Linked DNA regions of Homo sapiens: region 2 is linked to region 1. A link is a loop called in an ENCODE intact Hi-C map of the cell type or tissue named here. Cell type or tissue: GM12878. All regions are shown on one strand. Links, peaks and the distances in the headings refer to the core of each region. The heading gives the core; the rest is flanking DNA. Region 1 has its middle 12 kb from the start of WNT6. Region 2 overlaps PNKD (PNKD metallo-beta-lactamase domain containing).

Region 1 (15,978 bases), core at 3,097-11,096:
TGCGGGAAACGGGGCTCCTAAATCCAGGTCTCTGGAGCCAGCCTCCCTATTGATGTCTTGTCTGCTGTCTCTCTCCCTGGGCAGCAGTCAGCAAATTTGTAATCGGACACTGATGTGCCAGGCTCCCAGCTGGGTAGCGGGGGAGGGGGGAAATGGTGAGCAAAAGCGGACATAACTCCTACCCACATGGAGCTGACAGTCTTTAATCACATCATCTCTCAAGCAAAAGGAAAGCCAACAACCTTGACCGTGCTGGGGAAAAGAAGGGAGGGGCCTGTAAGAGGCTGTGGGATGAGGATTGACCAGGTCATGGGGGCGGGGAGGGCTTCTCTAAGGAGGGAACACTCTAGCTGAAATGTAAAATAAATAAGTTGGCGTTAACTGGGAGACACAGGGAGGGAAGAGCATTTCAGGCAGAAGGAGCAGCCTTTCCAAAAGTCCTGCAGGGAGGAGGAGGCGGGTGCGGTGGAGAGTGGAGGGGAGTGATGGAGGGAGAGTGGGGGAGTGGGCAAAAAGAGGTTGGAATGAGAGTGAACAGCAGAGCCTGGTGGCAGATTAGGCTGGAGGGATTTGGGGGAAATCAGACCAAGAAAGGCCTTACAGGAATGGAAAAGATTTTTTTTTCTTATTTTAAAAGCAATGGAAACATTACAGGACAAATTCATTGCAAGAGGGGAGGTAAAAGAGATGGAGGAGGATCTCTAGATTAATGAAGACCTAACAGATAGATAACTTTTTTAAAAAGCAGGCAAAGCTGAACTATAGTATTTAGGGGATGTATGTTGGAGTGACCAAAAAAAAAAAAAAAAAGATACTTACCATAAAAATCAGGAGAGTTGGCCTGGAGGTTGGGGAAGGAGGCAGTTCTATTTTGAGGGACACATGGAGAGGGATGGCTGTCAAGGTTGTCTCTTTTCATGGCAGTTTGTTTCAAGGGTCCTCAATTGTACATTTGTTTTATGCTTTTTTCTGTATTTATTACTTCAACAATATGGGGTTTAAAAAAAAAAAAAAGCAATGGGAAGCCAGTGTAGAGATTTCACTAAGGTAGTTGGCAACATGGTCAATATTATACTTTGAAAAGATGGCTCTGGCCAGTGTGAAGAGGGGATTGGAGAGGAGCCACACAGAAGGGCAGTTAGGAGGCTCTGTAGCGGTCCTAGTGAAAAATGGTGTGGCTTTGACCTAGGTGAATGGCAGAGGAGTATGGGAAGAGCAGACAGTTCTGACCTATGTCAAGGAAATCGGGTCCAGTGGATTTGGGGATGGGTTGGGAAAGGGGGTGAGAAAGGTGGAGGTGTGGAGGATGCCTCAGAAAGTTTTAACCTGATTAACTGGATGGATGCTGGTGTTGGTTGTCCCCACAGCAAGGAACACCGGAAGACGACCAGCATTAGGCAAGGTTGGGTGGGGGAGTCTGGGACTTGAGTTAAAGATGCTTCCGAAACAGTCAAGAGGAACTGCCAAGTTGGCAGTTGGATAAATGGGTCTGGAGCTCAGAGGGAGGCCTGGGCTGAGTCATCTTGGTGTAGGGTGTAATTAACCTGAGATGGCCCAGGGGAGAGTACAGGCTGAGCGGAGCCTTGCTGAGGTGCAGTCTAATGGCTGGATGAAGGGAAGAGGCTGCAAAGGAGATAGAGGAGGGGCTTCATAGAAGCCAAAGAAAGAGAGGGCTTCAGGAAGAGGAAAGTGGGCGGCCCTACCAGCCACACTCCTGAGAGGTCAGTCAGATGAAGACAATGCATCTGTAGAACACAGAAGGAAAAGCACTGAATTAGCTAAACCTCAGGCTCATTGTGCCGAAGCAGAGACACGATCCTACCATTTTCTTGCTGTAAAACTTCCACAGGCACACTGGTGTTTGTAAAACAAAGTTTATACTTCTCGGCTTGGCATCATGGTTCCGTCATAGTATGTCTTTTGCTTGTTTTCCCAGTCTCAACTTCCATTTTGTCTCCGGGAAGGATCCAGGCTCATAGCGGCTCTTGGTCAGACCCCAAACCCTGGCCTCCACTCCCTCCCCTCCACGCCCTGTTCACACTCCAACTCCCCAGCCAGCCCAGCCTAATCCCCACTCCCAGCAAGACCCCAGCGCTGTAGCTGGAGGCAACCTCTCCAATTGCCAGTAACTCATAGCACTTTGAACCTGTTTTGTAGGAAATGCAGCATTTTCACTCCACTTGCTTATGAATGAGTGTTTTGGAGGGCACGAACTATGTCTGGCCTCTTCAGTGAACACTTCATCGACTTAGGTTCTGTTGAACTTGGGTAGAGTGAAAGATTCGCCACAGGGCAGGGCAGGGAAATGAAGACTCCGCATCCCCCAAACCGGGTCTTCTGAACTCAGGTGGGAAACTGGGGCTGCAGGGAAGCCCATTGGATTTCTCGATATCCCCTCCCCTGATGCACACACACACACACACCCCACCACTAAATCCACAGCGCCTTCTGAGGGAGCCTAAGTACAGGGTCACAGCGCCATCTCCTGGCACCTCCTGGGATATCACACCTCAAGAGAAAACACTTTCTGAAAGTCTATTTCCCAAAGAAATGCAAAATTTAGAGGCCGGGCGCAGTGGCTCACACCTGTAATCCCAGCACTTTGGGAGGCCAAGGCGGGTGGATCATCTGAGGCCAGAAGTTCGAGGCCAGACTGACCAGGATGGCGAAACTCCTTCTCTACTAAAAATGCAAAAATTAGCCAGGTGTGGTGGCGCATGCCTTATAGTCCGTTGTAGTCTCAGCTACTCAGGAGGCTGAGGCACAAGAATCGCTTGAACCCGGGAGGCGGAGATCGCGCCACTGCCTTCCAGTGTGAGTGACAGAGCAAGATCTTGTCTCAAAATAAATAAATAAAATAAAATAAAAAATAAAACAAAAACTAGAATCAGGAAGAACATCAACTTGTTAAACTAAAAACCTTTTAGAAGGTGTAAAACTCTAAGCTGACAGAGATGTGGAAAAATGCACATGAAGCTATAAATTTGACCATGCTTTCTGGAGAGAAATACCGACAAAACCGATGGACTGCTTTGCAGGATCTCACTTCTGGATGGATACCAGGAAGTTATTCAAGAGAAAAACAATAACCTACTCCATACATGAAACCACAATTATAAATATATTTTCTATATTAAAGACAAACTAGAGGCCAAGGCGGGTGGAACACCTGAGGTCAGGAGTTCGACACTAGCCTGGCCAACATGGCGAAACCCCATCTCTAAAAATACAAAAATTAGCTGGGTGTTGGCCAGGCGCAGAAGCTCACACCTGTAATCCCAGCACTTTGGGAGGCCGAGGCAGGTAGATCCCAAGGTCAAGAGATCAAGACCATCCTGGCCAACATGGTGAAACCCCATCTCTACTAAAAATACAAAAATTAGCTGGGCGTGGTGGCGCAAACTTGTAGTCCAAGCTACTCGGGAGGCTGAGGCAGGAGAATCGCTTGAACCTGGGAGGCGGAGGTTGCAGTGAGCCAAGAACACGCCACTGCACTCCAGCCTGGCAACAGAGGAAGATTCTGTCTCAAAAAAAAAAAAAAAAGAAAAGAAATTAGCCGGGCATGGTGGCAGGAGTCTGTAATCCTAGCTACTTGGGTGGCTGAGGCAGGAGAATCGCTTGAACCCAGTAGGTGGAGGTTGCAGTGAGCCGAGATTGCACCACTGCACTCTAGCCTAGGCGACAGAGATAGACTTTGTCTCAAAATAAATGAATAAATAAAATTAAATTAAAAAAAAAATAATAATAATAGGGGTAGATCACAGGCTGGGTTCTCCAAAAGTAGATGCTGAGATGGAGACTGGGGTGCAAGAGGTTTATTTGGAATCAACACCTGTTGGCAGAAAGGGAGGAAGCAGGACTAGACAGACAAACCTCTGCCAACCCAGGAGCCTTGAGCTCTGGAGGGAGTTTTGCCCATTAGAGTGTCCCTTACTGGGTTGAAATGGCCAGGCCTTTGCACCTCACTTCACTCTGTCACCAGCTATGTGGGCAGCCCCTGCAGAGAAGGGGCTCTGCAGCTGAGGCCAACCTTGAAATAGCTGACAGCTGGAGACCGTCTGTTGACCACACTCCTGCAGATGGTCAGCACGTCCTTCCTTGCAAGGGAACCTGGGTGGCACTCTGTGTTTACTCTGGGATGTTTGGCAGATGAGGAAACTGAGGCCAAGATCATTATCATTGAATGGTATTATCATTCCAGCTTGTGCCTCTGCACGTAGCTCCCCCACCCCCACCTGAGCACGCCCACCTTGCCTATCCCACAGTGGTCCAGCACAACCCCCTCCCCAACCCAAGGCCCCAGACAGAGCCACCCCATCAAGAAGAGAATGTTACTAGATGGCCTATAAGGGATCAAAGGGAGCCACAGGTACCCAGCAGGGGCAATGACATCAAAGGCAGGACCCTTTAATGCTCCTTCTTCTCCACTCCTCCTACCACCCTCCACTCCCCAGCCCACTATTTCCAGAACTTATGGCCCACACATTCCTGGAACCTCCTGTATATCCAGGTCTGACACCCTGCCCATGCCTCTATCACAGCGTAGTCCACCCACTGTACTCACGTGTCTACCTCCCACCATCTCTGTCTGCCCCCACTACATAGTGAGTCCCCCTGATGGCACAGAATCTGCCCCATCATGATTTATTTTATTTTTCTTTTCTTTTCTTTCTTTCTTTCTTTTTTTTTTTTTTTTTTTTTTTTGAGACAGAGTCTCACTCTATTGCCCAGGCTGGAGTGTAGTGGCGTGATCTTGGCTCACTGCAACCTCTGTCTCCCAGGTTCAAGCGATTCTCAGGCCTCAGCTTCCCAAGTAGCTGGGATTACAGGTGCCCGCCACCATGCCCAGCTAATTTTTGTGTTTTTCCCAGAGACAGGGTTTCATCATGTTGGCCAGGCTGCTCTTGAACTCCTGACCTCAGACAATCTGCCCACCTTGGCCTCCCAAAGTGCTTGGATTACAGGCATAAGCCACCTCACCCGGCCCATGATTTCTTAACTATAGCTTTGCATCATCCTACTTTTAATTTTAGAAGGCAAGCAAGATCGTATCAGTTGGCTTTGGAAATAGAAAGTGATCGAATTCAGCTCAACCTCTTAAGAACCATGGGGCTTTGGGCAAGTAACCAGACTGTCTGTGCCTCGATTTCCCACAAGGATAAGAATGCCTTCCCCGCAGAGCTGTAATGAGGATGTAACAGTGATGTGAAGACACTGAGCCACCGAGCAAGGCCAGTGCTGAAAAATCCAGGTTCTCCTTCATGAATAATGGTGGGTTTTTTGGGTTGGGTATTTTTTTTTTTTTTTTTTTGTCAGAGTCTCACTCTGTCGCCTAGGCTGGAGTGCAGTGGTGCGATCTTGGCTCACTGCAACCTCTGCCTCTCCGGTTCAAGCAATTCTCCTGCCTCAGCCTCCTGAGTATCTGGAATTACAGGCATGCGCCACCACATCCGGCTAAATTTTCTATTTTTGGTAGAGACGGGATTTCACCATGTTGGCCAGGCTGGTCTCCAGCTTCTGGCCCCAAGTGATGTGCCCGCCTCCACCTCCCAAAGTGCTGGGATTACAGGTGTGAGTCACCGTGCCTGGCCGGTAAATAATGGTTATTTTTTTAAGTGAAGAATTCAGAGTGAGGATCAAGTCTTCTCACACTAGGTGAGGATAATCAGCACTCAAAGACAATTCTCAGGAAACCAGATGCACCTGTGCATCTTTACCCAGGGTAAGGATGACACATTTACTTGGAATTTCAGGTTTAAAATGAGACCATTTAAAGAAAAACACTAAGGAAATCATAGTCTGGCTGGGCACAGTGGCTCCCACCTGTAATCCCAGCACTTTGGGAGGCTGAGGCAGGAAAATGGCTCAAGCCCAGGAGTTTGAGACCAGCCTGGGAAACATAGCGAGACCCCATCTCTGAAAAAAATTTTAAAATTAGTCAGGCATGGTGGTGCATGCTTGTGGTCCCAGCTAAGGAGGCTGAGGTGGGAGGATCGCTTGTGCCCAGAAGATCAAGGCTGCAATGAGCTATGATCAGACCACTGCACTACAGCCTGGATGACAAAGTGAAGCACTATCTCAAAAAATAAAATAGGGCCAGGCGCAGTGGCTCACACCTGTAATCCCAGCACTTTGGGAGGCAGAGGCGGGTGGATCACCTGAGGTCAGGAGTTCAAGACTAGCCTGGCCAACATGGTGAAACCCCGTCTCTACTAAAAATACAAAAATTGGCAGGTGGATCACCTGAGGTCAGGAGTTCGAGACCAGCCTGATCAACATGGTGAGATCCTGTCTCTACTAAAAATGCAAAAATTAGCCAGGCATGGCGGCACACGCCTATAATCTCAGCTACTCAGGAAGCTGAGACAGGAGAATCGTCTGAACCTGGGAGGCAGAGGTTGCAGTGAGCCGAGATCGCGCCATTGCACTCCAGCCTGGGCAACAAAAATGAAACTCTGTCTCAGGACACACACACACACACACACACACACACACACACACTAGCTGGGTGTGGTGGTGGGCACCTGTAGTTGCAGCTACTCAGGAGGCTGAGATAGGAGAATTGCTTGAACACAGGAGGCGGAGGTTGCAGTGAACCGAGATTGTACCATTGCACTCCAGCCTGGGCGACAGAGTGAGACTCCGTCTCAGAAAAAATAAATAAAAATAAAATAAAATAATTATAGTAGTGCAGGTGGTACACAGATATGGCAAAAATACATAAAAGGGCCTATGAATAACTGCATTTGGGGACGCGCAGCCTATGCCGAGGGCTATTAAACCTATCCATGTGCAGAGGGGAGGAATGAAGCATCCCAGAGGGAGCAGCAGGACCCACTGCTTCTGAGCAGAGCAAAGGACGAGTTCAGCTGAGCATTTACTTCTCCAGTCCAGGGGTTTCCGCCTGAATAGGTAGAAAGGCATACCGCCCCAGTGGATGACATCTCTGTGCCTTCTCCATTCCTTCCAACAATGGTGTGCTGGAAGCAGTGCTGGAAGAAGGGTCAGAAGGTCCAAATCCTGATCCTAGGAGATGATTTGCTTCGAATGGTTGTTGTTGTTGCTATCATTGTCGTTGTTGTTTGAGACAGGGTCTTACTCTGTCGCTCAGGCTGGAGTGCAGTGGTGCAATCCTGGCTGACTGCAACCTCCACCTCCTGGGCTCAAGCCGTCCTCCCACCTCAGCCTTCCGAGTAGCTGGGGCTACAGGCGCGCTAACTTATTTATTTATTTTAGAAATGGGGTTTCACTATGTTGCCCAGGCTGATCACGAACTCCTGAGCTCAAGGGATCCGCCTGCTTCGGCCTCCCAAAGTGCTGGGATTACAGGCCTGAGCCATTGCGCCCAGCCAATTTTTGTATTTTTAGTAGAGACGGGGTTTCACCATATTGGCCAGGCTGGTCTTGAACTCCTGACCTCAGGTGATCCACCCGCCTCTGCCTCCCAAAGTGCTGGGATTACAGGCGTGAGCCACCGCTCCCGGCCTGCTTTGAGTTCTTGACCAAATCACTTCCCCACTTGCTGTCTCAGTTTCCCCATATGGCAGTGAAGAGCGGGAATGGTTGAGTGTAGTTCCCACCGTCTTTTAAGGATTGTCGTGAATCATCGAAGCCAGCAGAGGGCGCCAGAGCCTAAGGAGCAGATTTGAGTCACTCTTCAGCCCTTCCAGCGGAGGGCGGAAAAGAGCTGAGATGAGACAGGAAAAGTGAGCATCAGACTGAGGTCCCCCAGGGCCTGACTGCAGGGACAGCGCTGCTCAGAAGAGTTCGGCTTGGGGACAGGGCAAGGAGCCGGGTCCCAGGCCTCGTTTAGGGCAAAGCATTTTACCTCTCTGGGCTAGTAGCAATTACAGCCTAAACCCTTGGTATTTAAAAAGTAACATTCCATTCCAGCACCATCTTCCCTTGGGGACTCTAGGGTGCGGGAGAGGGGGCTTCTGGGGATAGGGGAGTGGGGGGAGAGCTTAAGATGAGACTTTGCCTTTCACTCTTTCTCTTTCTGCTTACAAAAGTGTTTTTAAATGCCTCTTGGGGAAAAGACATCTGGCATCATGCAAAACTATCCAATTTTACAGAAGACCCAAATGCATCATTTTTACTTCTAAGTTCAAAATGAATTTGTAATTTCACAATGTTTTTTTTTGTTTGTTTGTTTTTTTGCACCGCCCTTAATCCATTTAACCCTGAGTGGACACAGCACATGTTTCAGGGAGCACAGGGTTGGGGGTAAGGTCACAGATCAACAGGATCCCAAGGCAGAGGAATTTTTCTTAGTGCAGAACAAAATGAAAAGTCTCCCATGTCCACTTCCTTCTACACAGACACGGCAACCATCCGATTTCTCAATCCCTTCCCCACCTTTCCCGCCCCTCCATTCCACAAAGCCGCCATTGTCATCCTGGCCCGCTCTCAATGAGCCGTTGGGCACACCTCCCAGACGGGGTGGTGGCCGGGCAGAGGGGCTCCTCACCTCCCAGTAGGGGCGGCCGGGCAGAGGCGCCCCTCACCTCCCGGACGGGGCGGCTGGCCGGGCGGGCGGGCTGACCCCCCCCATCTCCCTCCCGGACAGGGCGGCTGGCCGGGCGGGGGGCCGACACCCCCACCTCCCTCCCGGACGGGGCGGCTGGCCGGGCGGGGGGCGACACCCCCACCTCCCTCCCGGATGGGCGGCTGGCCGGGCGGGGGGCGACCCCCCACCTCCCTCCCGGACGGGGTGGCTGCCGGGCGGAGACGCTCCTCACTTCCCAGATGGGGTGGCTGCCGGGCGGAGAGGCTCCTCACTTCTCAGACGGGGCAGCTGCCGGGCGGAGGGGCTCCTCACTTCTCAGACGGGGCGGTTGCCAGGCAGAGGGTCTCCTCACTTCTCAGACGGGGCAGCCGGGCAGAGACGCTCCTCACCTCCCAGACGGGGTCTCGGCCGGGCAGAGGCGCTCCTCACATCCCAGATGGGGTGGCGGGGCAGAGGCACTCCCCACATCTCAGACGATGGGCGGCCGGGCAGAGACGCTCCTCACTTCCTAGATGTGATGGCGGCTGGGAAGAGGCGCTCCTCACTTCCTAGATGGGATGGCGGCCGGGTGGAGACGCTCCTCACTTTCCAGACTGGGCAGCCAGGCAGAGGGGCTCCTCACATCCCAGATGATGGGCGGCCAGGCAGAGACACTCCTCACTTCCCAGACGGGGTGGCGGCCGGGCAGAGGCTGCAATCTCGGCACTTTGGGAGGCCAAGGCAGGCGGCTGGGAGGTGTAGGTTGTAGCGAGCCGAGATCACGCCACTGCACTCCAGCCTGGGCACCATTGAGCACTGAGTGAACGAGACTCCGTCTGCAATCCCGGCACCTCGGGAGGCCGAGGTTGGCGGATCACTCGCGGTTAGGGGCTGGAGACCGGCCAGGCCAACACAGCGAAACCCCGTCTCCACCAAAACCAGTCAGGCGTGGCGGCACGTGCCTGCAATCGCAGGCATTGGGCAGACTGAGGCAGGAGAATCAGGCAGAGAGGTTGCAGTGAGCCGAGATGGCAGCAGTACAGTCCAGCTTCGGCTCCGCATGAGAGGGAGACTGTGGGGAGAGGGAGAGGGAGAGGGAGAGGGAGAGGGAGAGGGAGAGGGACTTCTCTTGAATGTCTTCACAATGTTTAAACAACACTGCCTGTTAGGGCATTATTGGTACTAGCAAAACAGACAAAATTTTTTCAGAAAGCTAGAGGCAACCCGAATGCCCATCAATAGATAAATAATTACACATATCATAGCAAATACCGTAAATTGGCACATATAATGACACAGTGAAGACATGCTGTTCATGAGGAAACACGAACAGCATATCCAGGATAAATCCTATAAATGGGTACTTTTCTGGAAGAAAACATAAGAAACTGTTACAGATTACCTTGGGACTCTGAGAAAGTGGAGATTTATTCTTCAATTTTACACCTGTCTACATTGATTTGGAATTTTCTAACAATGTGCTATTACTTTTGAACGGTGAAAAAGAATTATCTGGTGGAAAGATTGTGGACCACGTTTTCCTTATGCTTAAAAAATGTTTTTAACAAGAATATTTTGTTGTTTTAAATGGGTAGTAGATTATAAAGCTCAACAAATCATGGCAATATAACCAAATATAGATGGAGGAATCTTGCTCCCACCATCATCCCCCCATGCACTCTACTCTTTCCAGCCCTCTCCCAGCGGACCTCCCATTAGATCCTGTGAGTAAGCAGTTTTATTGTTCACGTATCCTTTCAGCGTTTCTTTATGCAGAGTCAAGCAAATACAAATGTCTTTTCTGGCCCCCCCCCCCCCTTTTTCTTTCTTTCTTTTTTTTTTTTTTTTGTGAGACAGAGTCTCGCTCTGTCACACAGGCTGGAGTGCAGTGGTGCGATCTCCGCTCACTTCGATCTCGGCTCACTGCGATCTCCACCTCCCGGGCTCAAGCGATCCTCCCACCTCAGCCACCCAAGTAGCTGGGTCTACAGACGCGCACCACCATGCCTGGCTAATTTTTGTATTTTTAGTAGAGACGGGTTTTCGCCGTGTTCCCCAGGTTGGTCGTGAACTCCCGAGCTCAAACAATTCGCCCACCTCAGGCTTCCAAAGTGCTGAGATTACAGGCGTGAGGCAACGCGGCTGGCTTTTTTTTTTTTTTAACTTTTATGTTAAGTTCACAGGTAAAGTGCAGGTTTGTTACATAGGTAAACTTGTATCATGGGGGTTTATTGTATAGATTATTTCACAACCCGGATACTAAGCCTGGTACCCATTAGTTATTTTTCCTGATCCTCTCCCTCCTCCCACTCTCCTCCCTCTAATGGACCCCGGTGTGTGTTGTTCCCCTTTATGTGTCCACGTGTTCTCATATTTATTTCCCACTTGTAAGTAAGAACATGTGGTATTTGGTTTCCTGTTCCTGTGTTAATTTGCTAAAGATAATGGCCTCCACCTCCATCCATGTTGCTGAAAAGGATATGATCTCGTTCTTTTTTTATGGCTGCATAGTATTCCATGGTGTATATGTACCACATTTTCTTTATCTGATCTACCTCTGATGGGCATTTAGGTTGATTCTATGTCTTCGCTATTGTGAATAGTGCTGCAATGAACATATGCGTGCATGTGTCTTTATGATAGAACAATTTATTTTCCTTTGGTTTTATACCCAGTAATGGGATTGCTGGGTTGAATGATAGTTCTGTTTTTAGGTCTTTGAGGAATGGCCACACTGTTTTCCACAATGGTTGAACTAATTCACACACCCACCAGTAGTGTATAAGCGTTCTGCCTGCCTTTCTTTTTTTTTTATTTTTTATTTTTTTTGAGACCGAGTCTAGCTCTGCCGCCCAGGATGGAGTGCAGTGGTGCAATCTCGGCTCACTGCAACCTCCATCTCCCAGGTTCACGCGATTCTCCTGCCTCAGCCTCCTGAGTAGCTGGGATTACAGGCACACACCACCATGCCCAGCTAATTTTTGTATTTTTAGTAGAGACAGGGTTTCACCATGTTGGTCAGGCTGATCTTGAACTCCTGACCTCGTGATCCACCCTCCTTGGCCTTGCAAAGTGCTGGGATTACAAGCATGAGCCACTGCGCCCGGCCATGCCCACCCTTTCTTATACAAACGTAGCATACTCTGTTACTGCTCCACACCTTACTTTTCCCACCTAACAATATGTCCTGGATATCTTTCTACCTTACTAAAGAAATGTCTTTTCCCATCTCCCTCTTTTCTTCTTTTTCTTTTTTTCTTTTTTTTTTTTTTTTGAGACGGAGTTTCACTCTTGTTGCCCAGGCTGGAGTGCAATGGCGCGATCTCAGCTCACTGCAGCCTCTGCCTCCCGGGTTCAAGCGATTCTCCTGCCTCAGCCTCCCAAGTAGCTGGGATTACAGGTCCACCATGCCCAGCTAATTTTGTATTTTTAGTAGAGATGGGGTTTCTCCATATTGGTCAGGCAGGTCTCGAACTCCCGACCTCAGGTGATCCACCCGCCCTGGCCTCCCAAAGTTCTGGGATTACAGGCATGAGCCACTGCGCTCAGCCTCCCATCTCCCTCTTTTCTAATGTAAGTATTTCATGCTATAAATTTCCCTCCTAGTAATGCTTTAGCCATGGCCCGCAGATTTTGGTATGTTGTGTTTTCATTTAATTCAGTTCAATGTAGTTTTTATTTCCTTTGAATCTTAACCCATGGATTATTTAGAAGCATGTTGTTTAGTTATCAAGTGTTTGGGGATTTTCTTGCTAGCTTTCTGTTAGTGGTTTCCATTGCAGTCAGAGGACCTACTTGTATGATTTCAATTCTTTTAAATTTGTTAAGGTTTGTCTTATGTCCCAGGATGTGGTGTATCTGATATATATTTTGTAGGCATTTGAAAAGAATGTATGTTCGCTGTTGTTGGGTGCCGTGTTCTGTTGGTGTTGGTTAGCTCCAGTTGGTCGACGGTGCTAGAGTTTTTCTATATTCTTCTATTTCTCTCTATTTATTCTATCAATTGTTGATGAAGGGGTGTTGGAGTCTCCAGCTAGAATTGTAGATTTGTCTATTTCTCTTTCCAGTTTGATCAGTTTTTGCTTCACATGCTTTGCAGCTCTGCTGTTTTATGTAAACACATTTAGAATTGCTGTGTCTTCTTGGTAGATTGAATTGCTATGTCTTCTTTGTAGATAAGATTGGCCCTTTTATTAGTAAGTAATATCTCTCTCTGTCCCTGGAATTTTTTTTCTCAAGACTGCTTTATATGATTTTTTTTTTTTTTTGAGACTCAGTTTCGCTCTTGTTGCCCAGGCTGGAGTGCAATGGCGGGATCTTGGCTCACTGCAACCTCTACCTCCTGGGTTCAAGTGATTCTCCTGCCTCTGCCTCCCGAGTAGCTGGGATTACAGGCACCCGCCACCATGCCTAGCTAATTTTTTGTATTTTTAGTAGAGTCGGCGTTTCGCTATGTTGGCCAGGCTGGTCTCAAACTCCTGACCTCAGGTGATCCACCCGCCTTGGCCTCCCAAAGTGCTGGGATTACAGGCGTGAGCCACCGCACCTGGCCTTACTTTATATGATATTAATATAACCACTCCTCTTTTCTTTTTCCCCCATAAACTCAACCAAGTGGTACCTTCTTTCTTTTGATGAGTGTGTTTGCATGATATATTTTTTCCATTCGCTTACTTTCAATCTGCCTATATTTTTATATTTGAAATGAATTTCTTGTTGACAATATAGAATTGGTCATGTTTTTTATTCCACTCTACCAATCTCTGTCTTTTAATTGATGCATTTAAACCATTTATGTCTAATGGTTTACCTGCCATTTTATTTTCTGTTTTCTGTTTGTTTCCTCTGTTTTATCTTTCTGTTTTCTTTTCCTTGTTAGTTACTAGAACACTTTTTTATGGTGAAAAGTTAAGATATACATATATTTAGAATTAACCTGCTGGACTCAGTTTAGATGATCCCAATTTTGTTGGCAACATCCAAAGCATTGTAATCAGGAGCCAGTCAAATATATGCCTTCTTCTCTCCATCAGACCTAATCAGGGTGTTGACCTTGGGCATATCAATGTCATAGAGCTTCTTCACAGCCCGTGTGATCTGGTGCTTGTTGGCTTTAACATCCACAATGAACACAGTATGTTGTTGTTTTATATCTTCTTCATGGCAGACTCCGTGGTCAGCAGAAACTTGAGGATAGCATAGTGGGCAAGCTTGTTTCTCCTTGGGGCACTCTTCTGAGGATATTTGGGCTGCCTCCAGAGTCTCAGTGTCTTGGGCCGCCGGAAGGTGGGTGACGTGCGGATCTTTTTTTTTGTGGCTGTGGACACCTTTCAACACTGCCTTCTTGGCCTTCAAAGCCTTCACTTTGGCTTTGGTTTAGGAGGGGCAGGAGCTTTCTTCTTCACTTTTGGCACCTTCTTGTGAAAAGGGGTTACTGGAACATTTATTTGGAAATCCATTTTGGTTTATCTGTAGTGTTTTGGAGTATATCTCTTTATGCTTTTTTAGTAATTGCTTTAGGTATTACAATATATAGACTTAAATTATCACAGTCTACTGGTTGAGCATAGTACCACGACAAATGAAGTATAGAAACCTTACCTTCCTTTACATGTCTTTACCTTTCTGTTTACGGAACTTCCTCTATCTGTTCTTTTAGGGGAGATCTGCTGGTGACAAATTCTCTCAATTTTCCTTTATCTGAAAATCTTGTTTTTTCATTCATTCCTGAAAAAAAATTTTTCACTGGACGTGGAATTCTGAGTTGACAGTACTTTTCTTTCTGCACTTAAAAAATGTTGTGTCAGGCCAGGCGCGGTGGCTCATGCCTGTAATCCCAGCACTTTGGGAGGCCAAGGCGGGCAGATCACAAGGTCAGGAGTTCAAGACCAGCCTGGCCAACATGGTGAAACCCCATCTCTACTAAAAAGTACAAAAATTAGCTGGGCCTGGTGGCAGGCGCCTATAATCCCAGCTACTCAGGAGACTGAGGCAGGAAAATTGCTTGAAACCGGAAGGCGGAGGTTGCAGTGAGCCCAGATGGTGCCACTGCACTCCAGCCTGGGCAACGAGAGCCAAAATCCATCTCAAAAAAAAAAGGAAAAAAAAATGTGTTGTGCCGCTTCCTTCTGGCTTTCATGATATCTGGGGAGAAATTTGTTGTCATTCGAACTGTTTTTCTCCTATAGGCAAGGTGTCCTTTCTGTCTTATTGTTTTCAAGATTTTTTTTCTTAACAACAACAAGACAAAAAGAAATCTTAAGGTAACAGAAAGGTTGAAAAAAACAAGATTTTTTTCTGTCTTTAGATTCAGAAGTTTTACTATGATGTGCCTTGGCACAAGTTTCACTGGGTTTATTCTGTTTGGCGTTCTCTCAGTTTCTTGAATCTGTAGGTTTATGTCTTTTGCCAAATTTGGGCAACTAAAGGGAGGACTGTAGTTGTAATTGTGTCTTCAGCATACATTTCATTCCTAGTGACCCATCCAGACACCATCCTTTCCTCCTCCCATCTTAACTTTTTTTTTTTTTTAGACAGATTTTCATTCTGTCGCCCAGGCTGGAGTACAGTGGCATGATCTCAGCTCACTGCAACCTCCATCTCCTAGTTTCAAGTGATTCTCCTGCCTCAGCCTCCCGAGTTGCTGAGATTACAGGCATGCGCTACCATGCCCAGCTAATTGTTTGTATTTTTTTTTTGAAGAGACAGGGTTTCACCACGTTGGCCAGGCTGGTCTTGAACTCTTGACCTCAAATGATCCTCCTGCCTTGGCCTCCCAAAGTGCTGAGATTACAGGCATGAGCCACCATACCTGGCCTCATTATAACTTCTAATATTATAAACTAATTTTGTCTGGATTTGATGCAGTAAGACAGCATATGCTATTTTGTGTCTGGCATCTTTCATTGTGCAATTCATTTGTATTATTGCATATACTTGTATGTCGTTCACTCATTCTCATGACTGCCTACTATTCTATATGAGTTGATGAATACCAACATGTATTTGTCCATTCTACTACTGGGACATTTAAACTGTTTCCAGTTTGGGAATATGTTCTCTCTGCACCAGTCATGAATAGTGTTGCTCTAAACATTCTAGTATATATCTTTTGGTGCACAGATGAATGCATTTCTGTTGGATGCATATCCAGGAAGAGAATTCCTGGGTCATAGGATAGGCATCTGTTCAGCTTTAGTAGATAACACCAGTTTTCCAAAGTGATTGTGCCTATTTGTATGCTCATCAGCAGTGTACAAGGGTTTCCACGTTCCACATCCCCTGTACCAGACTCTTTTCATATTCGTTCTTCCTAGTTCTTGAAACAACTCTGTCGGGTAGACATTATTATTCGCATTTTAGGAATGTGGAAATCAAGGCTCAATGAATGTAGATGATTTGCTGAAAGTCACATGCCTAGTGTGGCAATGTTTCTTGGCTGGGCAGAACAGGAGCTCTGTTGAAACCCTCCCTGATAGAATGAGGCAACA
Region 2 (15,978 bases), core at 4,542-12,541, 550 kb after region 1:
CACAAACCTGCACGGCATGTTACTGTACTGAATGCTGTAGGCAATTACAACACAATAGCAAATATTGTGTATCTAAACCTAGAAAAGGTGCTGTAACATGGGGCGCATGGTAGCTCACGCCTGTAATCCCAGCACTTTTGGAAGCCGAGGCGGGCAGATCACCTGAGGTCAGGAATTGGAGACCAGCCTGACCAACATGGTGAAACCCCATCTCTACTAAAAATATAAAAATTAGGCAGGTGTGGTGGCACGCACCTGTAACCCCAGGTACTTAGGAGGCTGAGGCAGGAGAATCGCTTGAACCTGGGAGGCGGAGGTTGCAGTGAGCCGAGATGGCGCCACTGTACTCCAGCCCGGGTGACAGGGGGAGACTCCACCTCAAAAAAAAAAAAAAAAAGCAATAAAGCAATAATCTCATGGGACCATTGTTATACATGTGGTCCTTCGCTATTAAAACATTGTTATGTAGGCCGGGCGCAGTGGCTCACGCCTATAATCCCAGCACTTTGAGAGGTCGAGGTGGGGGGATAACAAGGTCAGGAGTTCGAGACCAGCCTGGCCAATATGGTGAAACCCCATCTCTACTAAAAATAAAAAAAATTAGCCAGGCATGGTGGCGGGTGCCTGTAATCCCAGCTACTTGGGAGGCTGAGGCAGGAGAATTGCTTGAATCCGGGAGGCGGAGGTTGCAGTGAGCCATGATTGCACCACTGCACTCCAGCTTGGGTGACAGAGTGAGATTCCGTCTCAAAAAAACAAAACAAAACAAAAACAAAAAACATTGTCATGTGGCACTTGACTGTAACAGGGCTATTTTCTTGCTTCAAGATGCCATCACCTGCCTGGGATGCTGGAACCACAGACGCCATCTTGGACTGTTGGGGAGCAGTTTGTTTAGGAGGAAATGCCAGCACCCGAGGATGGCAGAGCAGAAGTGATGGAGACCTCACCGACTGCCTGAATTAACCAATCCTGGAATTACACGCTGCTCTGGGCTTCTTGTTGCTTATAATGTAAGCCACTTTCAGTTGGGTTTTCTTTTCTTTTTTTTTTTTTTAGACGTAATCTCGCTCTGTCGCCAGGCTGGAGTGCAATGTCGCGATCTCGGCTCACCGCAGCCTCCGCCTCCCAGGTTCAAGCGATTCTCCTCCCCCAGCCTCCTGAGTAGCTGGGATTACAGGTGTGCACCACCACGCTCGGCTAATTTTTTTTGTATTTTTAGTAGAGATGGGGTCTCACCATGTTGGCCAGGCTGATCTCAAACTCCTGACGTCAAATGATCCTCCCACCTCGGCCTCCCAAAGTGCTGGGATTAGAGGCTGAGCCACTGTGCCTGGCCTCAGTTGGGTTTTCTGACACCTGCAGCCAAGAGCATCCAAACTAGTACTTTGGGTAAATTTTATATTTTCCCATAAACTGGAGGCTGGGTGTGGTGGCCATGCCTGTAACTCTGGGAGGCCAAGGGGGCAGATCACTTGAGGTCAGGAGTTCCAGACCAACCTGGCCAACATAGCAAAACCCCATTTCTTTTTTCTTTCTCCTTTTCTTTCCTTTTTTTTTTTTTTTTTTTTTTGAGGCGGAGTCTCTCTGTTGCCCAGGCTGGAGTGCAGTGACACAATCTTGGCTCACTGCAACCTCTGGCTCCTGGGTTCAAGCAATTCTCCTGCCTCAGCCTCTCTAGTAGCTGGGACTACAGGCATGCACCACCACGCCCGGCTAATTTTTTTGTATTTTTAATAAAAACAGGTTTCATCATGTTGGCCAGGCTGGTCTTGGCCACCACACCCGGCTGTGAAACCCCATTTCTACGAAAAATATGACAATTAGCTGAACGTGGTAGTGGGTGCCTGTAGTCCCAGCTACTTGGGAGGCCGTGGTGGGAGGATCTCTTATTTTATTTTATTTTTATTTAAATAGAGACAGGGTCTCACTATGTTGCCCAGGCTGATCTTGAATGATCTCTTGATCCTGGAGGTCAAGATTGCAGTGAGACATGACTGCGCCACTGTACTCTGTCTCAGAAAGAGGAAGGAAGGAAGGAAGGAGAAAGAGAGAAAGAGAGAGAGAAAGAGAGAAAAAGAGAAAGGAAGGAAAGAAGTGGAGGAGGCTGGGCACGGTGGCTCACTCCTGTAATCCCAGCACTTTGGGAGGTTGAGGCAGGCAGATCCCCTCAGGTCAGGAGTTTGAGACCAGCCTGGCCAACATGGTGAAACCCTGTCTACTAAAAATACAAAAATTAGCTGAGGGGTGGTGGCAGCTCCTGTAATCCCAGCTACTCAGGTGGCTGAGGCAGGAGAATCGCTTGAACCCGGGAGGTGGAGGTTGCGGTGAGCCGAGATTATGCTATTGCACTCCAGCCTGGGTGATAGAGCAATACTCGTCTAAAAAAAAAAAAGAAAGAAAGAAAGTAGTGGAGAAAAAAATAGGACACAAAACTGGGTAAATTTTGAATAACTGATACGATTGTACCTCTGTAAACAAAAATGGATTAAAAAAAATCTAAGGCTGGGCACGGTGGCTCGTGCCTGTAATCCCAGCACTTTGGGAGGCTGAGGCGGGCAGATCACAAGCTTAGGAGTTTGAGAACAGCCTGGCCAATATGGTGAAACCCCGTCTCTACTAAAAATACAAAAATTAGTTGGGTGTAGTGGCGGGTGCCTGAATCATCCCAGCTACTCAGGAGGCTGAGGCAGGAAAACCACTTGAATCTGAGAGGCAGAGGTTACAGTGAGCCGAGATGGCACCACTGCACATCTGAGTGATGTGCAGTGAGACTCTGTCTCAAAAAAAAAAAAAAAAAATCTAAAATGCTTCCAGTCATAATCTTTGGTTGATTGACTCATGGGGTACCATTTGTTTATTATTTTTTTGTGCTTTTAAAATATTTTCTGATCTTCTATAATGAAAACATATTAGTATTTTAATTTTTAAAATTATTATTTTATTAAAACAAAGAAAGTAGTCCTCTCTGCTGTCTCTACCTTTCACTTCACGTCCATTCTCAGGCCACTCAACTGGGCCCCTGCCTGTACTGCTCCATCCTAATTTGGCGCTGTCCCCTTGAAGGTCAAACCCATTTGTCATTGTTCAGCCCTTATCACTGAACCTCTGGGTGGCAGCTATGACAATGGAGCATGCCTTTTTCCTCTGCCTTCCCTGCCACAGTCTCTCTGGCTCTCCTCTCCCCTCTCTGACAAGCTCCCCTTCTGCTAGCTCTAAATTCACCACTTACAGGCTACCACCTGTATACTCATTACTTCAAAGGAGAAATGTCCACAAGAGCCTCCCTTGGATGCCCCACGGTAGGGGTCCCCAACCGCTTCCCTCCAACCCTATACTGGTCCTTGGTCTGTTAGGAGCCAGGCCACACAGCAGGACAGGCAAAGCTTTACCTGTATTTACAGCTGCTCCACATTGCTTGCATTACCCTCTGAGCTCCACCTCCTGTCAGATCAGCAGCAGCATTAGATTCTCATAGGAGCTCGCACCCTATTGTGAACTGCGCATGTGAGGGATGTAGGTTACATGCTCCTTATGAGAATCTAATGCCTGATGATCTGTCACTGTCTCCCATCAATCCCAGATGGGACCATCCAGCTGCTGGAAAACAAGCTCAGGGTTCCCATTGATTGTACCTTATGGTGAGTTGTATGATTATTTTATTATATATTACAATGTAATAATAATAGAAATCTAGTGCACAATAAATGTAATGCGCTTGAATCATCCCGAACCCCCCTAACCCCATTGCCTCCCCCAGTCCCTGGAAAAACTGCCTTCCATGAAACTGGTCCCTGGTGCCAAAAATGCTGGGGACTGCTGCCACACGGGATCTTTAACTTGATTTGTCCAAAGCTACCTCCTCATCCTCATGTGACCCCAACCCTCTCCTTCAGGTCTGCCAACTTGGCCAACGGCATCATCTGTGTTTCCAGATGATTTTGCCCAACTGTAAACGAATGTCATTGTTTTGTGCATGTTTAAGGCAGGCTAGGCTAGGCTATGATGTTTGGTAGGTTTAGGTGTATTTAATGCATTTTCCACTTAGGATATTTTCAATTTAGGATGAGTTTATTGGGATGTAACCACTCTATAAGTTAGGAAGCATCTGTGTTTGTCAGATGACCAAACAAACCAATCCCGACACCTAGCTCCTGGGTGAGGGCATCTCTTAGGCCTAGGTAATGACTTGCACACTTCATTGCACACATGTCTCTGTGATGGTCCTTAGGCTGTGCAGTAATTCCTGGCGCTGCCCCATAACACTTCAAGTGCCTTGTGGGTAAGGAGGGTGAACTGTCGGGGAGGGAGTGGAATCGGGTTTGGGGGTTGTGTGCTAGACTTGGAATGACCAGCTTAGAACCCTGGCTCCACTAGGAACTCTGCACCTTGGGGCAATGTTCTTAATCTACTCAAACCTCATTCTCTTTCTCTCCACGAGGGACTGGTAATTTGCATGGAGCTACTCGGAGGATTAACCGTGATTACCCAGAGAAAGGACACCTTGCCTGGGCCGTTTCAAGTACTCCACACATGTTCCTTGATATTATTGATCTCATTCTTGCAACATCAGCATCTGTCCTGGTGGGTGCTCAAGTAAATATTTTATGACTGAAATGATAAGAGGGTGTGACCTTTGCCTCCATTTCCCATTGCATCATCCCAAATCAGGCCCTTGGGTCCTCATGCCTGGCCCATTGCAGGCACCTGCAGCCCCTAGCCATCAGTTTCAAGCAGGGGCTCCCCCTGCTCAAAGCCAGTGTCTACACAATCAAATTTGCATCCCTTGTTTTAGCGACATGGTCTCAGCCCAGTTCTCTAGTGTGTGGCGTTCCTGCTGCTCCCCTCCACATGTGTCCCGTCTGCCAGCCTGCCCTGATCACTATCCTAGATTTCTGCCCCATGCCACCTGGAGAAATCCTTTTAGGCAGCTTCCTCAAGATACCAGGTACCTTCCAGCCCTACCATGCCCCCGGGGATGTGATACCCTTCCAGGAGTAACCATAACTAATGAAGGTCCAATTCTCAATCTAGGGAGTCTGGCAGCTCTCAACAGAGGAGGGAGGAGAATGAGTTCAGTTCTCAAGGAGGCTGATAATGCCTTTCCTTTTAGTCCAGTTTCTTTAAGGCTAAAAATAAATTCAACCTCCTCTTCGAAGGCTTTTCTGATTACCACAATTATTTGCACTGCCTGGTCACTACTCTAACTCCAGACCCTGGAAAAAATGTCATCTCACAGCCAAACAGAAACGAATGGTTTGGCTATGGTGGGGGCGGAAGGGGGCACACCCAGAGGAGCCATAGCCTTTTCTTTACAAGACTCTGACCTCTGGGCTGGGGGTGGTGGCTCATGCATGTAATCCCAGCACTTTGGAAGGCCAAGGCGGGATGATGGATCGGAAAATTGTCTAGAAATTCAAGACCAGCCTGGGCAACACAGTGAGACCCCACCTCTACAAAAAATTAAAAAAAAAAATAGCCAGACATGGCATGCACCTGTGGTCCCAGTTACTTGAGTGGCTGAGGCAAGACGATTGCTTGAGGTCAGAGGTTGATGCTGCAGTGAACTATGATTTTGCCACTGCACTCCAGCCTGAGTGACAGAGTAAGACCCTGTCTCAGAAACAAACAAACATACAAACTAACAGGCAAAAACAAGACTGAGCTCTCCCTGTAGGCAAAAAATGGCGGCCTCCACTTGTTTGTCTCTCCCTCATCCCCAGCACCTTGCACTGGGCTTGATGCATGCAGTGTGATAAATGTTTGTTCTGTTGTGTGGGAAGGAAGAACAGAACAACCGAGTGTAGACTGTCTACTGAGCACAAGGCCTGCGCACAGCCCTTGCACGTGGGATTTCATTGTCACGACTCTATAAGGAAGGTGATGGTCGCCCCACTTTATTTATTTATTTATTTTTGAGATGGAGTCTTGCTCTGTCACCCAGGCTGGAGTGCAGTGGCGCGATCTCAGCTCACTGCAACCTCTACCTCCCAGGTTCAAGTGATTCTCCTGCCTTAGCCTCCCGAGTAGCTGGGACTACAGGTGCCCGCCACCACGCCTGGCTAATTTTTGTGTTTCACCAAGATGGGGTTTCACCATGTTGGCCAGGCTGGTCTCGAACTCCTGACCTCAAGTGATCCACCCACCTCAGCCTCCCAAAGTGCTGGGATTACAGGCATGAGCCACTGTGCCCGGCCAGTCGCCCCACTTTAGAGATGAACAAACGAAGGCTTGGAGAGAATAATGACTCATACCATCACAGGCGACAAAACCCAAATTCAATTATGGTTTTATTTGACCCCCAATTCCATGCTCTTTCCACTGATCCTCTGTAACCAGCCTGGGTAGAAAACATGTGTCAGTGTCTGCTGGGAAACAGATGACACAGGCAAACTGGGAAAGCTGAGGAGAGCTTGAGAGAAGTTAAGTTTTAGTGCTCTGCAAGGCTACCGGCAGGTGCTGGAAACAGTTCTCCAGGCTAGTGACACTGTCGCCACCCCTGGGCCTGAAGGGTCAGGAAGGGAGCTGTTATAAAACATAAAGACAGGTTGGGTGCGGTGGCTCATGCCTGTAATCCCAGCACTTTGGGAGGCCGAGGCGGGTGGATGACCTGAGGTTAGGAGTTCCAGACCAGCCTGGTCAACATGGTGAAACCCTGTCTCTACTAAAAATACAAAAAATCAGGCATGGTGGCAGGCATCTGTAATCCCAGCTACTTGGGAGGCTGAGGCAGGAGAATCGCTTGAACTGGGAGGTTGCAGTGAGCTGAGACCACGCCACTGCACTCCAGCCTGGGCAACAAGAGCGAAACTCTGTCTCAAAAACAAAAAACAAAGACAGAGCTGTGTGGACAGGCCCAACTGATAGGGGCTGTGACCACTGGTTGAGGGATAAGCCAGTCTGGGGTGAGCCTTGAGGGAGGGAGAAGGAGACAAACCCTCCACCTCTGCTGCCATCTCCTCCTGGAGAGCTCCACTGCCAAACTCAGCTGCAGCTGGAGGACCAAGAGCCCACTGAGGTGTCCATAGGACCAGCTCCAAGCAGGGTGGAGAAGACGGAGGGGGATGTGGAGAGCAAACGGAAACCAGCCAAATGAAACCAAAGAAGTGCGGGTCTGGCCGGGCGTGGTGGCTCACACCTGTAATCCCAGCACTTTGGGAGGCTGAGGCAGGTGGATCATGAGGTCAGGAGTTCAAGACTAGCCTGGCCAAGATGGTGAAACCCCATCTCTACTAAAAATACAAAAATTAGCTGGGCATGGTGGTGGGCACCTGTAATCCCAGCTACTCAGGAGGCTGAGGCAGAGAATCGCTTGAACCCAGGAGGCAGAGGTTGCAGTGAGCCGAGATCATGCCACTGCATTCCAGCCTGGGCAACAGAGCAAGACTCTGCTCAAAAAAAAAAAAAAAAAAAAAGAAGTGCAGGTCTGGGATGGGGGTCGTGGGGTATTGACACCTCAGGGTGGGGGCTGGTGCCACCACCTTTCATCTTGTAGCCAAGGTGGCTCCTCAAGGCCTTCCTGCTCTCGGGCTCCATTCCCTCAACCCATTCACCGCTCAGAGCCAGGGTGATTCTCCTAAAATACCACCCAGATCATGTCCCATGTCCCAGCCCTGCTCAAAATCACTCAATGGCTTCCTTTGTAAACCAAAAATAAAATTCAATGCCCCCTCACCTCAGCCATCTGAATGGACTCCCTCCTCTGCCAGGGCATTCCAAAGTTAACCTGAAAGACTGGTTCAGGGCTGGGCTGGTGGCTCACACCTGTAATCCCAAGGATTACACTTTTGGGAGGCCAAGGTGGGCAGATCACTGAGGCCAGGAGTTCAAGACCATCCTGGCCAACATGGTGAAAACCTGTCTCTACTAAAAATACAAACAAATTAGCTGGGCATGGTGGTGGGCACCTGTAATCCCAGCTACTTGGGAGGCTGAGGCAGAAGAATCACTTGAACCTGGCAGGCAGAAGTTGCAGTGAGCTAAGATGGCACAACTGCACTCCAGCCTGGGGAACAGAGTGAGACTCCATAAAACAAACAAACAAACAAACGAACAAACAGAAAAAAAACCTCCAGGCCTTTAGGTAACTCTTTTAATCAATTGCCAATCAGAAAATTTTTAAATCTACCTATAACCTGGAAGCTCCCTTCAACACACACATACATTCTGCGCCCCTGTCCCCCCGCCCTGACTACCTTGGGCCACGTGTTCTCAGGGTCTCCTGAGGGCTGTGTCAAGGGCCATAGTCGCTCATATTTGGTTCAGAATAAATTTCTTCAAATATTTTACAGAGTTTGAATGTTTTCATTGATATCTTTAGGCTGAAATTTGAAGTCCTTAAAGAGGCCCTGAGACTCTGTAGACCTGGCCCCTGCCACCTCCCCAGTCTCCTCTTGGGCCATGCCCCAGTGCCCACCACTCTCCAGCCACACCACTCTCCTGGAAGTTTCTGGAACATGCCAAGCTCTTTCAGCTTCAGGGGTGTCTCCACACCTTCACATAGCTTGATCCTTCTGCTTAGAAGGGTCACAGCACCATTGTCCACCACCCCCCACGGCCCATCCCCTCTGTAGCTACTCTTTCATGCCACCTTCTGCCAACATAAGAGGTGCCTGGGTGCCACTCTTTTGTTTTTGTTTTTTGAGATGCAGTCTCACTCTGTTGCTCAGGCTGGAGTGCAGTGGCGCTATCTCAGCTCACTGCAACCTCTGCCTCCTGGGTTCAAGTGATTCTCCTGCCTCAGCCTCCCGAGTAGCTGGGACTACATGTGCGCACCACCATGCCTGGCTAATTTTTTGTATTTTTAGTAGAGACAGGTTTCACCGTGTTAGCCAGGATGGTCTCGATCTCCTGACCTGGTGATCTGCCTGCCTCGGCCTCCCAAAGTGCTGGGATTACAGGCGTGAGCCACAGCTCCCTGCCTTGGGTGCCACTCTTTTAGGGCACTGAGTCAGCTTTCCTTAAGTGCATGTATTACAGTTTGTAAAGATACCTTTGCTTATGAGATGAGTTGCTAATATCTGTCCTGCCTTCCCTACTGGACTGTAAACTCCAAGAAAGCGGGGGCTGTATTTTATTTACTTCTGTATCCCCACAGGTCTGGCACACAGTTGGCCCCTCATAAATGCTTGTTAAATAAATCTTAATGGTATTGGGGTTGAGTCCTGGCCCCTTTCTTTTCTCCCGTTTTTGTTTGTTTGTTTGAGACAGATGGTAGCTCAGGCTGTTGCCCAGGCTGGAGTGGCATAATCACAGCTCACTGCAGCCCTGACCCTCCTGGGGTCAAGCCAACCTCCCACCTCATCCTTCCAAGTAGCTGGGACTACAGGCACGCACAACCATGCCCAGCTAATGTTTTAATTTTTTTAAAGAGATGGGTCTCACTATGTTGCACAGGCTGGTTTCGAACTCCTGGGCTCAAGCCATGCTTCTGCCTGGGCCTGGCTAAAATGCAGAATTACAGGTGTGAGCCATTGCGTCGGCCAAGGCTCCCTTTTTCTAGCCAAACAGTGCTAGTCAGACTCTGCCCCCTAGTGGTCATGTCTGGGAACTGATTGTGGCTTGTTCCAACCGCTTCCTAGATGTCAGTTTTTGACTTGTTAAAAGTAAATGGAACGCAGCAGAAAGTACTGAGTGCAGGCCCTGGGCTAGGCATCTGGCCAAGATGAATTACGATCTAGACCCTGACCCCCAGAATTCCCCCTTAAGTCAATGACCAGCGCTATAGATCTGTGCTGTTTCATATGGTAGCCACTAGCCACTTGCCACTGAGCACATAAAATGTGGTTAGTGCAACTATAAAACTGAATTTTTAATTTTATGTAATTTTAATTCATTTAAACTTAAATCTAAACATTGGCTGCTCTGTCTATGGAGTAGCCATTCTTTATTCCTCTACTTTCTTAATAAACTTGCTTTCATTTTACTCTAAAAATAAAACAATAATAAAATAAACCTTGATGCTTATTTCAGTTATTGGAAAACACTCAAGTATGTACATTTTACAAACACTTTTCAGATTTGATCTAAATACAGATCCTATATTTCTGATGAAAAAGTAACATCCTAATTGAGATATGCTGTGTCAAATACATACCAGATTTTGAAGACTTAGTATTTAAAAATCCCATTAAAAATTCACCTATGGCCAGGCGTGGTGGTGCATGCCTGTAATCCCAGCACTTTGGGAGGCAGAGGTGGGTGGATCACTTGAGGTCAGGAGTTCGAGACCAGCCTGACCAACATGGTGAAAACACATCTCTACTAAAAATACAAAATTGGCTGGGCGTGGTGGGGCATGCCTGTAATCCCAGCTACCTGGGAGGCTGAGGCAGGAGAATCTCTTGAACCCAGGAGACGGAGGTTGCAGTGAGCTGAGATCGCACCACTGCACTCCAGCCTGGGCAACAGAGCGAGACTCCATCTCAAAAAAAAAAAAGAAAAGAAAAGAAAAGAAAAAAATGTAGACTCTCAACCTACTGAAGCAGAATCTGCATTTTAACATGAACCCCAAGCGATCTATTTGCACATTAAAGTTTGAGAAGCAGTCACCTATTAGACATCCAAGTGGTGATATAGGCAGCAATTCTCTGATTGCTTGCTCAGAGACATAGGAAGCAAAGTCGAGGCTGAGAGTGAGGCTGCAGAGGAGGTGTGGGAGTTCAGAAGGGACTGTAGAAAGTGTGGAGTAATTGCCTAGGATGGGTGTGTTAGTATGAATGGACAAGTTAGTGTGCATGAACTTAAAGCGAGATCAGTCAGGACCGTTGCATGTTTTTACCCTCACTTTTGGCTATGTGGGTGCAGAGTTGAGATTTTGCTGCTGAGAACCATAAGGTAGAGTTGAGGCTGCATGCAAAGGAGTAATTATAATATTGGAATCCAAGCTGGTCAAGGAGGAAAGTGAGGATGTGAGAGATAAGAAAGAGGTGGTGGTCAGGCGCGGTGGCTCACTCCAGTAATCCCAGCACATTGGGAGGCTGAGGCAGGTGGATCACTTGAGCCCAGGAGTTTGAGACCAGCCTAGGCAACATATGGAGACCCCATCTTTACAAAAAATTACAAAAATTAGCCGGGCGCGGTGGCTCACGCCTGTAATCCCAGCACTTTGGGAGGCTGAGGCGGGCGGATCACCTGAGGTCAGGAGTTCGAGACCAGCCTGACCAACATGGAGAAACCCCATCTCTACTAAAAATACAAAATTAGCCTGGCGTGGTGGTACGTGCCTGTAATCCCAGCTACTTGGGAGGCTGAGGCAGGAGAATCACTTGAAACTGGGAGGTGGAGGTTGTAGTGAGCTGAGATCATGGCACCATTGCACTCCAGACTGGGCAACAAGAGCAAAACTCTGTCTCAAAAAAAAAAAAAAATTACAAAAATTAGCCAGGTGCAGTGGTGTGTGCCTGTGGTCCCAGCTACTTGGGAGGCTGAGGTGGGAGGATGGCTTGAGCCCAGGGGGCTGAGGCTGCAGAGAGCCATGACTGCTTCGCTGCACTCCAGCCTGGGTGAGAGCGAAACCCTGTCTCAAAAATAAATGAATAAACAAATAGGTCGGGTGCGGTGGCTCACGCCTGTAATCCCAGCACTCTGGGAGGCTGAGGCAGGTGGATCACCTGAGGTCAGGAGTTCGAGACCAGCCTGGCCAACGTGGTGAAACCTCATCTCTACTAAAAATACAAAAATTAGCTGGGCCTGGTGGCGGGTGCCTGTAATCCTAGCTACTCAGGAGACTGAGGCAGGAGAATCGTTTAAACCTCGGACGCGGAGGTTGCAGTGAGCCAAGATCGCGCCATTGCACTGCCATTGCACTCTAGGCTGGGTGACAAAAGCGAAACTCAGTCTCAAAATAAATAAATAAAATAAAATAAAATAAATAAATAAAATAAAGGAACAGGTGGTAAGATGAATAGATTGTTGATCCTGATATGGTCACAGAATTGTCAAATCACGGTCACAGAGCTGGAAAAATAGATGGTGGTCAGAGTGTGGGGTGCCTGAAATTGAGATTATGGAGGGGGTGCAGTTATTGGTAAGGAGAGGTTCTCAGGCAGCTAATATCGTGGGTTGGGAATAAGAGGAAATCGCTGTTGGCTTTTCTTGGGGAGTAGAGTTGTTTAGACAAAAGCAAGTATCTATGAGGAGGAGCTTCCTAGGTGGGGGGCAAGAGAGTGGGAGAATGAAGCCCAAGATGGACGAGGAGAGGGGCTTGAAAGCTGAGAATCCCCCGGTATTCTGGCTGGCAGAGGTGGCAGAGGTCCATGGCGAGAGGGCAGGGTGTAAGGGCACAGCTGGAGCCTGGCCCTGCTGAGCTCCCAGCTCGGGCAAGTTCATCCCTCCAGGCCCTGCTTAGTGTGAAAGGAGGTTGTGTTCATCACTGGGAGAATCACTGGGCTTCTATCTCACAAACAACAATAACAATGAACATTTTAACTCTGCCCCAAGCATTTGACAACTGCTATTTTTCATTCTTACAACTACCCTATATTATTACCACCCTTTTTATAGATAAGGTGCCAAGGCTCACAGCAGTTAAGTAATATGCCTAAGGTCACAAAGCCACCAAAGACATTTGAACTTGGATTCAAACCCAGGACTGTCTATCACCAAAGCTTGCTGGTGTGGCTGGCGATTCACCTGGGGAGCGTTTGTTTATGCTTCCACTGAAGATTCTGATTCACAGGTCTGGAAAGAAGTATCCCCAAGGGAACGTGCATGTTTTCACAAGCAGCTCAGGTGACTCTGAGGGTCAGGGAAGAATGGAAAGCATTTCGCTGGCCCTGCCTGCAGCATGGTGGATGCCAGGCTGGTTCCGTGGCCTGGCTTCCTCATGGTGCCACCCACTTCCAGTTACAGCAGTTTCAGTCACCATCAACATCCGCCATGTGCCTTTCTCACTGCCTTTCACCTAGATGACCTCAACTGAGGAAGGCGCCAGAAGTCACAGGAGGTAGAGAAATGCAGTATGATTTCTCTCTCTCTTTTTTTTTTTTTTTGAGATGGAGTCTCCCTCTGTTGCCCAGGCTGGAGTGCAGTGGCGTGATCTCGGCTCACTGCAAGCTCCGCCTCCCGGGTTCATGCCATTCTCCTGCCTCAGCCTCCTGAGTAGCTGGGACCACAGGCGCCTGCCATCACGTCCAGCTAATTTTTCTATTTTTAGTAGAGACGGGGTTTCACTATGTTAGCCAGGATGGTCTCGATCTCCTGACCTTGTGATCTGCCCGCCTCGGCCTCTCAAAGTGCTGGGATTACAAGCGTGAGCCACTGTGATTTCTTTTCTTCTCTCTTTTTTTTTTTTTTTTTTTTTTTGAGACGGAGTCTTTTTCTGTTGCCCAGGCTGGAGAGCAGTGGCATGATCTCGGCTCACTGCAACCTCTGTCTCCCAGGTTCAAGCGATTCTCCTGCCTCAGCCTCCGGTGTAGCTGGGACTACAGGCATGCGCCACCACACTTGGCTAATTGTTTGTATTTTTAGTAGAGATGGGGTTTCACTATATGTTAGCCAGGCCGGTCTCTAACTCCTGACCTCAGGTGATCCACCCCCTGACCTCCCACAGTGCTGGGATTACAGGCATGAACCACTGTGACCAGCCACAGTGTGATTTCTAAGTAGAGAGATGGGCCCCCGGCCTCACAGTCCTTTAGTGCCAAAGCTGGAACAAAACTTCACTTCTGAGACATCCAAATCCACCATTCTTTCCACTCTCTATTTCCTTAGGAAAGTGTTAAATAATGTTTATGAATAATAAGGCCAATTTTAAGGGGGAGGAGCCCCCATACCCCACCCCTACCTTATCTATCCCCCACACATCTATCATTCAAGCCTGAGAGGCTCCCTCCATCCCACTTTGGAACATTGGCATTCAATTCAACAGATGCTGGGTCAGGGCCGTGCCCAGGCCTAGGGGTGAATGAGACATTGTCTCTGCCCTCCAGTGGGGAGAAACAGGCACTTTCACCTCAGGCTGGGTTCAATGCCTCAATTCAGTAAATACGTCCTCTGAAAACAAGCAACTTCGGGCGGCGCGGTAGCTCTTGCCTGTAATCCCAGCACTTTGGGAGGCCAAGGCAGGTGGATGACCTGAGGCCAGGAGTTCAAGACCAGCCTGGCCAACGTGGCAAAACCCTGTTTCTACTAAAAATACAAAAATTAGCTGGGCATTGTGGTGGGCGCCTGTAATCTCAGCTACTCAGGAGGCCAAGCAGGAGAATCGCTTGAACCCAGGAGGCGGAGGTTGCAGGGAGCCGAGATCATGCTACTGCACCCCAGCCGTGGTGACAGAGTGAGACTCCATCTCAAAAAGAAAGAAAGAAAGAAAGAAAAAGAAAAACAGAAAAAAGGCAACTTCTTTCAGAAAGTTAGTGATCAATGCATGGGTAGAGTAACACATTAAATGCTAGGTAACCAGGCAGCTATGAGAAGGGTTTGGAGGACCAATTAGTGGAGTCCTGGGGCTGGGCTGGAGGGTGGCAACAGAGAAAGTTCTCTGGATCCACCGCTCCAATTAAGTTTTTCCTGCCCATGTCCTTCAGGTTCCACCTGGGCCCACCCCTTCCAGGCTGCCACCACCCCCTCCCACCAATCACTAAGCTTTAGCTAGTCCTAAAATACCTAAAATAACATCCAGTCCTAAAATAAACATCAGTCTAATCCCTTTCACTCCTCCACCCCTCTTCCTGCAGCCATGGACTTGACTCCACTTTCCTCCTAGGTAGTGTTGCTGGAAAAATACAACCAACCAGTTAAATGTGAATTTCAGATAAGCAATGAGTACTTTTTTTTAGTACAAGTATTTCCAAATATTATATGGGGCAGTGGGATATGCTTATATGAAAAAATATTGTTTGGCCGGGCGCAGCGGCTCATGCCTGTAGTCCCAGCACTTTGGGAGGGTGAGGCGGATGGATTGCTTGAGCTCATGAGTTCAAGACCAGCCTGGGCAACATGGCAAAACCCTGTCTCCACAGAAAATACAAAAATTAGCCGGGCGTGGTGGTGCTCATGTCTGTAGTCCCAGCTACTTGAGAGGCTGAGGTGGGAGGATGGCTTGAGCCTGGGAGGTGGAGGTTGCCGCGAGCCAAGATCGCACTACTGTACTCCAGCCTGGGAGTGCAGAGCCAGACCTTGTCTTGAAAAAAAAAAAAAAAAAGGTTTGTTGTTTATCTGAAGCTCAAACTGGTTGCCTTGCATCTTTATTTGCTAAAGCTGGAACCCTACCCCAGGGGCACCACCAGAGCCTCCCCAACCCTCCCAAACTCCCTCTAGGTGGTTATTTTCTGGCTCCCCATTGCTTTCAGGGTAAAATCTCAATTTCTGGCCCCCTGCCTCCTTGGCCAGCCCTATTTCCTACCCCTTCTACCCCACTGCACCCTCCACCCCCCATCCTAGCTTGCTGGGGCAACTGGCCCTAAGTCCCTTGCCCTCTGCCTGGAGAACCTTCTCCCCTCCTCCGAATAGGCTGGTTCCTAACACCTCCTAACACTCTACTCAGGTGTCACCTCCTCTGAACTCCTTTCCCGAACCCCCACCCCATTCCCCACACTGGGTTAGGAGCTTTCTCTGGGATCTGGAGGAACCAAGTGAATATTTCTTTATCTGCCAGCACTTGTCAAACTGTCAACATTGTAATAATCTGTCATTTTACTGGCTCCCTTAGACTGTGAGTTTCTTGAGAGCAGGGGCTGTGTTCTTTCAGCCTTCTCATTTCTAGAACCGGAAATTCCTGTCTGGTTGGCAGACAATAAAAGCTTACTTAATAATTTTGCAGATAAGGCCCAAGAGAAAAAAACATCATTTATCGAATGCCTATTGCCAGCGAAGCACTGCTGCTCTGGGCCAGGCGCTTCAGGTGTTATTTTTGACCCTATAGTCAGAAAAAGGGCTCTGGAGAAAAAGCACGCAGCAAGGCTTGTGTGGGCTTGCCTCGTGTGCCCCATGTCCCACTCCCCCAGTCGGGCAGATGTGAGTCGCTGGTGATTGCTG

What was found. Hi-C counts contacts between places; a loop is a spot of excess contacts. Peaks named below come from ENCODE experiments on the same cell type or tissue, not always from the same donor. Only the 100,000 strongest peaks of a DNase experiment are listed, where the experiment ranks them.
Region 2: a loop joins it to region 1, with 8 times the contacts of the local background. A loop is called at or near these places in 4 of 110 quality-filtered maps.

Annotation. Positions count from the first base shown.
Region 1 is chr2:218,839,526-218,855,503 of GRCh38, reverse strand. It overlaps the pseudogene RPL23AP31. Among named protein-coding and RNA genes, the nearest start is that of WNT6, 12 kb to the left of the region's middle. In GM12878, for the core only: a CTCF peak has its summit at 7,644 (motif pointing right); a DNase peak (open chromatin) is centred at 7,663.
Region 2 is chr2:218,295,012-218,310,989 of GRCh38, reverse strand. All of the region lies in intron 2 of PNKD (PNKD metallo-beta-lactamase domain containing), which reads right to left. It overlaps LOC105373881 (a long non-coding RNA gene), which reads left to right. Exons shown (of 3, transcript XR_923914.3): 2 at 829-1,013; 3 at 4,442-4,620. Among named protein-coding and RNA genes, the nearest start is that of TMBIM1, 10 kb to the right of the region's middle. In GM12878, for the core only: a CTCF peak has its summit at 9,538 (motif pointing left); a DNase peak (open chromatin) is centred at 9,529.